Linked DNA regions of Homo sapiens: region 1 is linked to region 2. Evidence: read pairs that join two places in POLR2A ChIA-PET (ENCODE). Cell type or tissue: IMR-90. All regions are shown on one strand.

The links. ChIA-PET counts read pairs that join two places held together with the same protein. Peaks named below come from ENCODE experiments on the same cell type or tissue, not always from the same donor. Only the 100,000 strongest peaks of a DNase experiment are listed, where the experiment ranks them.
Region 1: POLR2A ChIA-PET joins it to region 2 with 17 read pairs; 5 of 35 experiments call an interaction of 5 or more read pairs at or near these places.

Annotation. Positions count from the first base shown.
Region 1 is chr2:216,689,037-216,694,036 of GRCh38, forward strand. The region is part of intron 1 of IGFBP5 (insulin like growth factor binding protein 5); the gene reads right to left. It overlaps LOC124900515 (a long non-coding RNA gene), which reads right to left and starts at 2,528. Exons shown (of 2, transcript XR_007088080.1): 1 at 2,420-2,528; 2 at 1-1,391. In IMR-90, no CTCF peak of the experiment used is centred here; DNase peaks (open chromatin) are centred at 2,025, 2,595 and 4,335; H3K4me3 peaks cover 4,327 bases; H3K27ac peaks cover 4,410 bases.
Region 2 is chr2:217,335,917-217,340,916 of GRCh38, forward strand. It overlaps DIRC3-AS1 (DIRC3 antisense RNA 1), which reads left to right. Exons shown (of 6, transcript NR_133642.1): 5 at 42-665. All of the region lies in intron 8 of DIRC3 (disrupted in renal carcinoma 3), which reads right to left. Among named protein-coding and RNA genes, the nearest start is that of DIRC3-AS1, 56 kb to the left of the region's middle. In IMR-90, no CTCF peak of the experiment used is centred here; a DNase peak (open chromatin) is centred at 2,795; H3K27ac peaks cover 3,779 bases.

The DNA.
Region 1 (5,000 bases), 650 kb before region 2:
TGGTGGTATATGGTTTTCCTTCTCTCCTTCGGATGCAGAACTTCCTAGTTACTGCACTCACCCCATCCAACCACACCCTCTCTCGATCTCTGCTTTCTGTTGGCACCACGTGAGGACTGTGCTGTTGGAAGCGGGCCACTTCTGCACCATGTTCTTCAAGACTACAGGCCGCTGCACAGCTCAGAGGCAGCCAGGCCTGCCTGCCTCTCCACATCAGGAGAGCTTCCTGTCATGTAGAAAATGAGGTTTGGCGCATGGACCTGAAAGCTGGGGTGAACACCCCTCCTTCACACCCTCTTGGTCCTCTTTCTCTGACCAAACCACTAGCCTAAGCCAGGCTTGTATGCAAGACTGTGTAGAAAAAGGGACAGAAGTGAGTGTGAAAATAAGAGAGTGTGGCCCTCTCCACTTTGGGGCCGCTTCACTCCTTTTCCTACTGCCCCTAAAACAGAGTGCCTTCAGATTATGGGTTCTTATGTCATGGAGTGATAGCATCTGGCAGTGTTTGCCAAAGGCCTTACTGCAGGTTAGCCCAGGTCCAGGCATGAGCCCCAGTGACTAGCGAGAAAGCCAGGAATGGCTGAATGCAGTGCTGGAGCCCCTGCGGGAAAGAGCTGAGTCCCAGCCCCTTGTCTGTCTCTAACCCTGCTGCCACATCTTGGGCAAGTGACTTCCCACTCAGGGCCTCAGTATCCTCATTCTAAAACTAGGACCTTGACTGTGATGATGGCTATGGGTTCCTTCCAGCTTTAACATTATTTGGCCAATACCCAGACAATTCCTGGAGAGACACTAGGACTGAGCTAAGCTGAGTGGCCAGGCACTAACTAACTAACCTGGTTAGGTGCTCTAAACCAACAGCATAGTGGCCAAGGTGGGAATATAACCTCTCCTCCTCACAGAGATTTTCAGTCACTCCTCTGGATTTATATTTTTTAAAAAGAGAGAGAGAGAGAGAAATGACATCATAACAGAATTTATGGAAAGAAATGAAACTGGAAATAAAAGGGGGGGATTTCACTGGTATTGGGGGAGGGGAGTAGAAGCCTACACTGCCATCCTTGTTTATTTTATTATTTATTTTTGCAAGTATGTAATCAATGTGTAATCAGTCTTACTGTTTTGAATAACATGTCCTGATTGCAATTTAAGGATAGTCTCTGGGAATTGCAGCTTTTGGACCAACTGTAGAGAAAAAGCAAATGTAAAACTAAACAAACCCCTCCAAATCGCCTGCTTGACTCAACGCAGCCATTCTCCCACCCTCTTCCCTTCTGCTCTGGCCCCTGGTTGGTACCTGCTCTTTATGATCTTCTTCCAGTTTCTGGATGTAGTGGGTCTGGAGTGTGGTGATCTCTTCTCCAGAGTTTTATTTTCCACACACTAAATATCTTAAAAGTTTCATAGGCATTGCTCAGGTACAAAGTAGAAACTTTAGACAAGTATTACCTTCCCTTCCCGCTGGCTTCTTCGCTCCATTAAGGGGGCCAGGGCTTCTGCAGGGAATTCCTGCTCCCATGCCCTTTGCTGTAACCCTCACGATGACCTCTGGCTCCTAGGGTCAGGCTGGTCCACCCTCTGCAGCTGCAGGCCCACCTGCCTGCTCAAATCCAGCCCAAGCCCCGGGACTAACTCACAGCTGCTCTGACTTAAAACTCAAGCCCTCAGGGGATGCCTTAGAGTTGGGGTGGGGGGTCGGGGGGTGGATGGAGAAGGTCGGAGGGAAGAGTAGGAGGGAGGGGTGAGAAAGGGGAAAAAGAGAAATGGAAAGAATATGAGCTCTCACTAGGGCTAACTCTGCTTGTTCTTCCAGTCTGAGCTGACACAGCAGAAAGGTGGGGGAGGGGGGGCGGGGTGGGCGGGGGCGGGGGCGGTGGGCGGAGGTGGCGAGAAAAGTCCAGTTAAAGCCCCATCTCGTTTTCCCAACTCCCGTTTTGGTTGGCTCAGGGCACGCCATCCTCTCAAAGACTTGTTTCAGAGGGAGGGGGTGCGGGTGGGAAAGGAATTTGGCTCCTTCAGTTTTCCATGATCTTGCTCAACCCAGACATAAATTTGGCCAATAAACCTAACTCTGGAACTCGACTTCAACATGGCATTTTAGACCAGGCTTGGAGTTGAAGCCAGGGTGATGGAGGCCAAACCCCTCAAAGAAGCAAAGGCTGAATTCACTTTTATTTAGGTAATGCTTTTGCTTTCTTTTCCAGAAGCCTATTTTTTGTCCCACGGTGTCTCATTTCTTAATGACAGAACCGAAAGCCAGAACCCACGGCTCCCTACATCTTAAACTGAATGTCTCACCAGCACAGAGGAGACCTACCCGAACCCCGGTATCTATGCTGGGGACCAGCCCATCAAACCTCATTCCCCACCAAAAATGCCCGAAAGCAAACCCAGTACTTCCTTGACTCCCTCCACTCACCGCTATTTACTGAGCTTTGCCCATCAAATAACTCCCGTCTTTCATCTCCCTCCAGCCTCACACACATTCTTTTTTCCGTATCTATCTCTGCTCCTGAACTGGCCAGAATGAAATGCAGAGCCAGGCTCGCTCTCAGCACCCTGCTCTCGGGCCCACTCCCTCTCCAGTTGCTCAGCAACAGCCTAGCAAAACACCCTCTCCTCCGCCCTCTCCTTTCCCTCCCAGAGGCTTTGGCTGCCTGCCACCTCACTCTCTTCTGCTCCCCATTTCTGATTCCAGAAATGCACCTTTTTTGGGTTCTACATGTTTGGTTACATATAAATATATATAATATAGTATATACCATATATACAATATATAATTATATAGATATAATATGTCGTGTGTGTGTGTGTGTGTGTGTGTGTGTGTGTGTGTGTGTGTATGCTGCAACTGCGGGAGGGAGGGGGCAAATCCATATCTGCAAGCTCAGATTTTGGCGGGGGTGGGGGAGAGGAGGGAGGTAGGAGGTGTGTTGGGAAGCAGGAATTTTGGCTAAAGGACCAAAAGGGCACTCTCCCTCTCTCTGTCCATTTCTCTCTCCTTAAGAACGGTCTCTACACCATCTCCAACTTTTTGGGGACCCGCCCAGTGGTTGTCCGGCTAAAACGCCCTTTCCAGGAGCGCCCACTCCCATCCCATCTGTTCGGGAAGAAGATGTCGGCACCAGCAGCGGTGGAGCGCCGCCAACCCGCAACAGCAGCCGGCCGGGCACCTGCCTTCGGCGGGGTGGAGTCGGAGAGGAGTGCTGGGGAGGGGGCGGGTAGAAGAGGCGGCTTCGGGTTGGCCCAAAGGCACTCAGAAGGTGGGGGTTGAGCAAGGGGCGGCAGGGAATTCTACAGGGGATCTTGCTTGGGACTGAAGTGTCGTGTGTGTGTGTGTGTGTGTGTGTGTGTGTGTGTGTGTGTGATGCGCCCTCCGTGCTCGCCTAGCAATTGCGCGCGCGTGCGCTCTGCGTGTACACCCTTCACACTAGCCACATCACACTACACGCTTGGTAAATAATAAGTGGAGCCAGGATGCGGCTGAGTGACACCTTACGTTCTTTCGGTGTGACTGGATTGTTACCCAGGGCGGTGGCTCCCAAGCCGGGAAATCAATTAATGTTTTCCTTCTCCGCTAGGCTTTTCCAAATCCACATCCCCCAAGATGAAGGCGGGCAGGACCGCCTTTGAAAAGTGGATCTTAATAAAAATAATCTCACAAGCCGGTCTCTGGGGTTCCCAGAGCCTGCACATCCTCCCCTTTTCCTCTTTTTGCAGGCTGCAACCTGCAAAAAGATCGACTTTTTGCAGGTTTGGAGATCGACTACCTCTTGCAAAGCTAGAGGGGCTGGCCCCTGCGCCACTCAAACCCTGCAGGGTTTGCGGGGACTGAGGCTGAACACAGGAAGCTCTCCGGCCTCCTGGCAAGCGCGGACGCACTCCTCTCCTGCACTATAGTGACTGAAATTTGCACTTCAGAAAACTCATGTTAGGGTGCTCGTGAGTAACGGAAAGGGACAGGGAGGGAGAAGGGGATTGCCCCCGTAACTAAACTGTCTCCGTAACTAAACTACGCCAAATAAACATTGTTTAGCCAAGTTTTAACCCCTTTTGGAGAGAATCAATAGCCAGTTTGACGTCTTAGAACCCAGACTTTTATGTAGTTTATTTAACTTTTTTTTTTTTTAACTAAAGATCAGGTAACTCTTTCCAAAAAGAAACTCAGTCTAAGGGGGTAGAACTGTTCTGATTGAACAAGTAGCTGTGTCAATCATTTCAACCCTAGACTCCTGGCGCCGAGAATTTGGGGGCGGCGCAACCCGGGGGCGGGGCAAGCGGAGGCGAGGCTCCCAGTGCGTGGCTTTTCTGTCTCCGCCCCCTGAATTTTGCATTCTGCGTTTCCAGGGCCCCTCATGCACTTAATCCACACCCACTTGTGATCTGGTTTAAGAGATTGGGGAGGGCGGGGTGGGGGGATTGCGGAGGGAGGAATTGCGGGGCGGGGGTGGAGGTGGTGGTGGTGCCAGGAATCTGCATAGGCGAGGAAGTTGAAAGCTCTGAATCTCACATCCCCTTTTGCCTCCCAGCCCTATGTCCACCTTTCATCCTAGGTAAAATCTGAATTGGAGAGGGGGAAAAGGAATTAGATTCAGAAACGAACACCAGGCACAGAATACCAAACCCTTCCTTTCTACTCTTCCCCACCCCCACCCCGCACCCCCGCACTCCTAAAGTATTTTTTTCCCTTCCTGGGATAAAATAAAAGTCATTTTGCAGTTAAATATGTTTTACCATCTACCACAGGCAATCATCTTCAATAAAAAGCAATGGTTATGCACATGGGAGGGGCTTCAGGGCTCCCACCCGAAAGGCATTAGCTACCAAGGATGTGGGGTGTTTGTGGTGTGTGTGTAGGGGTGGAGGGATAGAAACGTCTGGAGGCACGGGGGTGGAGGGGCCAAGAGGGACAAAGGTGGAATTAGCTCAGAAGATAGGTAATGCCTCTCTCTCCAGGCCGCAATTAAAATAATATTTTAACAAAAGAGATTTTTTTTCCA
Region 2 (5,000 bases):
TAACATTTCTAAATACGTGTTTTTTGCCATGTGCTTGATAGGCAATGGAAATAATGAACAAAATTCTCTCAAGCAAGATTGGCCCTATGAACAAGTGAAGATGGTGGGCGATTTCAGCTGCTTCAGAATCACTCTACCTGTCTCAAGGACAAAGGGAAGAAACCCACAATACTAGATGTATTATATATTTTCTAGAGTCCAAAAGTGGTGTGGCTCAGTACATAATGTCTGTGGATCTGATACTTGAAACAACTTACATCCCACGGCACTGTTGTTCACCTCAGTGGATGCGGGACCTCTCACTGCTGGCCGGCCTCCTGAATTGTTCTGTTTCCAGAGTGTCTTCTGCAAGGCCTTTCCCCACAGGTTGCTGGAGACTTTATCACTGTTGCAGGAGGCCCAGCGGCTTCGCCCCAGAGGCCACCAGTGCCACCCAGGTAAGGCAGTGCTACTTCTGAAGTGCTGAACATTGCTGCTTCCGCTGGGCATTGCAGCTGCACCGCTGCGGCCGTCCATCTGTACACATCTGTCTGTCCAGCTGCGCCATGGAGCCCAAGACGTCATTCAAAGATCGCAACACCAAGAGTGCTCTTCCTGGGAGCTGCTACTCCTCAGCCACTGCTCACCATCCCTCTCCATTTGAGCTTTCCGAGAAGTTTGATGAGGTAGAGGAGAATATGATTCCATACCCTTTGTGTGGGGGCAGGAGAGGGGTCCATGGCAGTGAAAGTTGGGTGACAAATAATATAGTGTTTAGTTAAACTGTTCTATAAGCATTTAGTGACAGTCCTCTCACTCCTAACAACCCACGCCTGAGTGAGTAGAAGCTGTGACCACTGTTGACTGAATATAAATTACCAAAATATCAGAATCACTCCTCACTCTCCAGCCATTGTTTTGTTATGAGTTACTTTAATTTATGTAATGTATACAATGTGCTGAGAGCATTGGTAGGTACATAGTAGTCCCTACACAAATATTTTGTTGTGGTTGTTGCTAAGCATTCAAGTCCTTCCTTGAGAAGCAGGTATCTCTTAAAAACTCCTAAGGGTCATTGCAACCAACTTCTCAAAGATCGTCAAACAATCCCAACTATGTCTGAATCTCTTCTAAAACTCATACCCACACAACGATTCTGCTAGCCAGAAACTGTTCACTTCACGTTATTCATAAGAAAACTAAAGCTCAGAGAGGTTAAGCAACTTCCTCAAGGTCACAGAGTAACAAGTGATGGAACCAGGATTCAAACTCAGGACTGCCTGATTTTGAACCCATTTATACTATGGATAGAATAGAGGGTTAGAGCAGTGAATCTCAACCAAGGGTGATTTTACCCCATCAGGGGACATTTGGCAATCTCTGGAGACATTTTCATTCGTCACTGCTTAGGGAGAGGGAAGTAGTACTGGCATCTAATGGGTAGAGGCCAGAAATGCCACTAAATGTCCTGCAATGCACAGGACAGGCCTCTCCCTCTCTCCCTACAACGCCCCCCAACAAAAGGTATCAGGTTCAAATGTCAACTGTGCTGAGGTTAAGAAACCCAGGATTGGAGGAACATATTAATACATTAAATTGCTAGGAAAGAAAAATCCAGGGACAGCAGGAAGAACATATTGAAAAAATACATTCATGATTACGGGTTGAAGTAGGATTTTGGTAAGCAGAGGTAGAAGGCAAGAATAGTAGAGAGAACAGCATGAACAAAGAAGGAGAAGAAATATAAGAGATATTTGCAGGAAACTAAAAGTCCAGGAGCAGGGAAGAAGTGGAAGTAGAAATTGAAAAGCTACATTGAGACTTAATTTGGGGAGGCCTGGAATGCAAAGAATTTAAGTGTAGAGAGCCTGGAACAAAATTTCTCAAAGTATTTGTCTTGAGCTCACCACGCTCACCAAGTAACATGAGGGTCTGTAAAAAAAAAAAAAAAAAATTCTTTTTTTAAATCCAAGCATTCTGCATCAATGCAATGGATATATGGCCTTAGACAATTTCAGTCCTCTCCCATCACTTGAAGAAGGAAAAACTGGGGCCCAGGGTATGAGGTCACTTCCCCATGGTCACTGGTGACTTAGTGACTGGGCTGGAACTGAAACCAAATCTTGGGATTAGATCCAGTGTTTATGATATATAGTTTGGTCCCTGGGATCTCAAAAGCACAGCCAGTTTTTTCTCCCTTTTATGATTCTTCTTGTATTTGTATAGAGAAGATTATCGGTGAATCGTCTTCATTATTTCCCTATTCCTACTTGAAGTGCCCAAAATGTGCAAGGCCAAATATTGTGGCACAAGCCAAATAGCATTTTTCTACTAAAAAAGAAAAACGCTGTTGAGGAAAGAGGGTCGGAATAAATGGAAGGGCTATTATTTTGCCCTTGGAGGCATTTTCTGAGAATCAAGGTTGAGGCCTGACAGGTATTTCCCATTTCAGCTTTGCATGTGGGCCCAACTTGAATGAAGAATTGAGATTTGGCTAAAGAGGCAAGTAACATAATCCTAAAAAGAATCCCAGGGATGGATCCAGGCGAGGCAGCTTGTACACAGAGCCAGGCGTCTTTGACCCACAGAACATTTCACAACCTGAGAGCTTCGTTTTGGAATTTTTGTATTTATTCCTCTCAATTGGGCAAAAAAAAAAAAAAAAAAGAAAGAAAAATTACATTCCCACTGCAACATAAAGGTTATTTATTTCCAAACAAAAGAATTAGGAAATGTGAACTTTAAGGCTTTGAGACTAACATTAACTCATCGGCAACAGACAGATGGTATTTTGTATCTTCAATGAAGAGGCTGTTAAATGTGAACTTAATACATCTGGGATGAGTCATCAGGGTGAGCTAATTTGCTAAAACCTTAGCTTTTGCATTTCCTGATTAGATTTTTTTTCTCTTTTCATCTTTCAATCTGGCATCTTCATCCCTAACAATTTTCCATTTAACACAAGGGAAATACTTTGAATTTTCCTTTATTTGTAGTTTCACCAGGGTCATTCTAGGGCATTTTCCTCAGGCTTAGTTTAAAATTGTGATGAAACAATTTAGAAAAAAGACTTTAATATGGATATGTCATTTAATATGAAGGTATCAAGTTATTTAAGAGGGACATTATATATAATATTATGTATATATTTATATACTACATATACATGAATATATTTTATATATTTATTTATTTTCCCCCTTTCCAATGATCTTCTATTGGTAGTACTTCCTTCCACATTTGCTTATTTCTGCTAAGTGCTTATGTGACTCCCATGTATAATTTTTTCAGATTGACGAGATAGGATTTTGGTTTTGCCCTTTTTTCCTCAAAGTGTCCCTTTAGTGTGCTGGATCTCTTATTAAGTCTATGAGATAGAAATCCTCGCTGTCATGTATGTATTCAATAGATGTTTCCTAAATGTCTCATATGTATGCCTCCCCTTAATAATTCCCATGATGTTTAGGAAGCTGTGATGGTGCAGTACATCACCAGGAAGAAAATGTTATTATTAGACACCTACAGAAAACACGTTGCTCCAGACTGTGGTCCAAAGTGTTTGTTGGCTTTTCTTATTGAGTTATCTATTAGTCTGTACAGAATCCACCCCCAGGGGACATGGTAAAATCCATCTTTCTTTCTCTAAGGATCCCTCACTCTCTTCTGCAACTCTGTTCTTCCCCAACAGTCCTGGCTTTGCCCTGGAAGCGGGGTTTGTCAGATCCTTCCGGGGAAACTTTTACTGCATCAGTGAGTGTTTCTTTTGCTAATACTTGTTGAGAATTTAGAGGTGATAATTCATCTCATCTCTCTCATTACCACCACCACTTCAACTTTGGAATCAAGGAGTCAGATAATAGGAAAATCAAAATATCAGCATTATGGCAAATAAATCCATTTTTGAAACTATTGGTGTGGGCCCATGGCCAGAAAGGAATTCTCAATTCCCAGATTTAGACCTTGGGGCCTCTTCTCAAGGGAGTGAGAGAGTCTGCAGAGAAGCCTCTCTAACCCAGAGTCCCTCTCTCATATCCATTAGGCTACAGGAGTCAGGAAAGAAGAAGTCAGTGCTCTAAAGAGCCTCCAGGAAGTACGTAAAACTGACCCCTAACCTCCATGAGCTCAGTAGGGAAGAAAGGACAAGGGCAGATGTAGGAAAACAACAACTCAGATGGGACTGAGCCACAGGTTTCTAAACCTTGAAACCCAATCGCACAAACACGATGGGGTGGGCAAAGAGAGGCGCGTTCTTCCCAACTTTTTCTTGCTGGGTAGAGTAGTGGAAATCTTCTCCCTTTCTGAAAACATGAAGAATACAGAAGGTCTCCTCTAACACTCTCAAGATTCTGTTTTCTTAAACTATTAGGTTGTAATTAGACTAGTGGTCTACCAGGGCTTAGGCTGTTCCCTTGGGTAGTCTCAGGGCAGTCCTACTCCTGCCTTTGTGAGGTTTCTCTCTCCATGTCAACCCCCTCTTCCTTGTGTATACTGTCTGGATCATGGTGTACAGTTTAATCTTTGCCCTGGTAAACTCTAATACTTAAAACTCTTAATACTTAGACAAGTATTTACCTAAGTATTAAGTAAATACTCTAGGCTTGAAATGTATTCCTTATTCTATATATTATCTCAGATTGTCACTGGCCAAGATGCCCAATAGAATTCATCAGAAGTTATACACCACACCCAAATAATACCAATACAACCTAAAATACAATGTCAGTGCAATAAGAATAACTCAAGTTTGAATTTGAACTATCTCCTAATATTAAACTCCCAGAGAGCAATCAAGTCCAAAATTCAAATCCCTTTTAGTATTATAATCTAAAGAAATTAAAGGCCAACATTCTTAAAGACTACAAAAATTAAAGCCATATCTTCTCCATTTGTAAAAAAATATTGCTTAGTCTCACACATAAGGATCTTTAGATTCCTTAATAGAGTGTGGCTTCTGCATTTATAGCCTCTCACTGAAATAAGGGTGGTTCCTTTAGGATCTCCACAGTTGGATTAATCAAAGC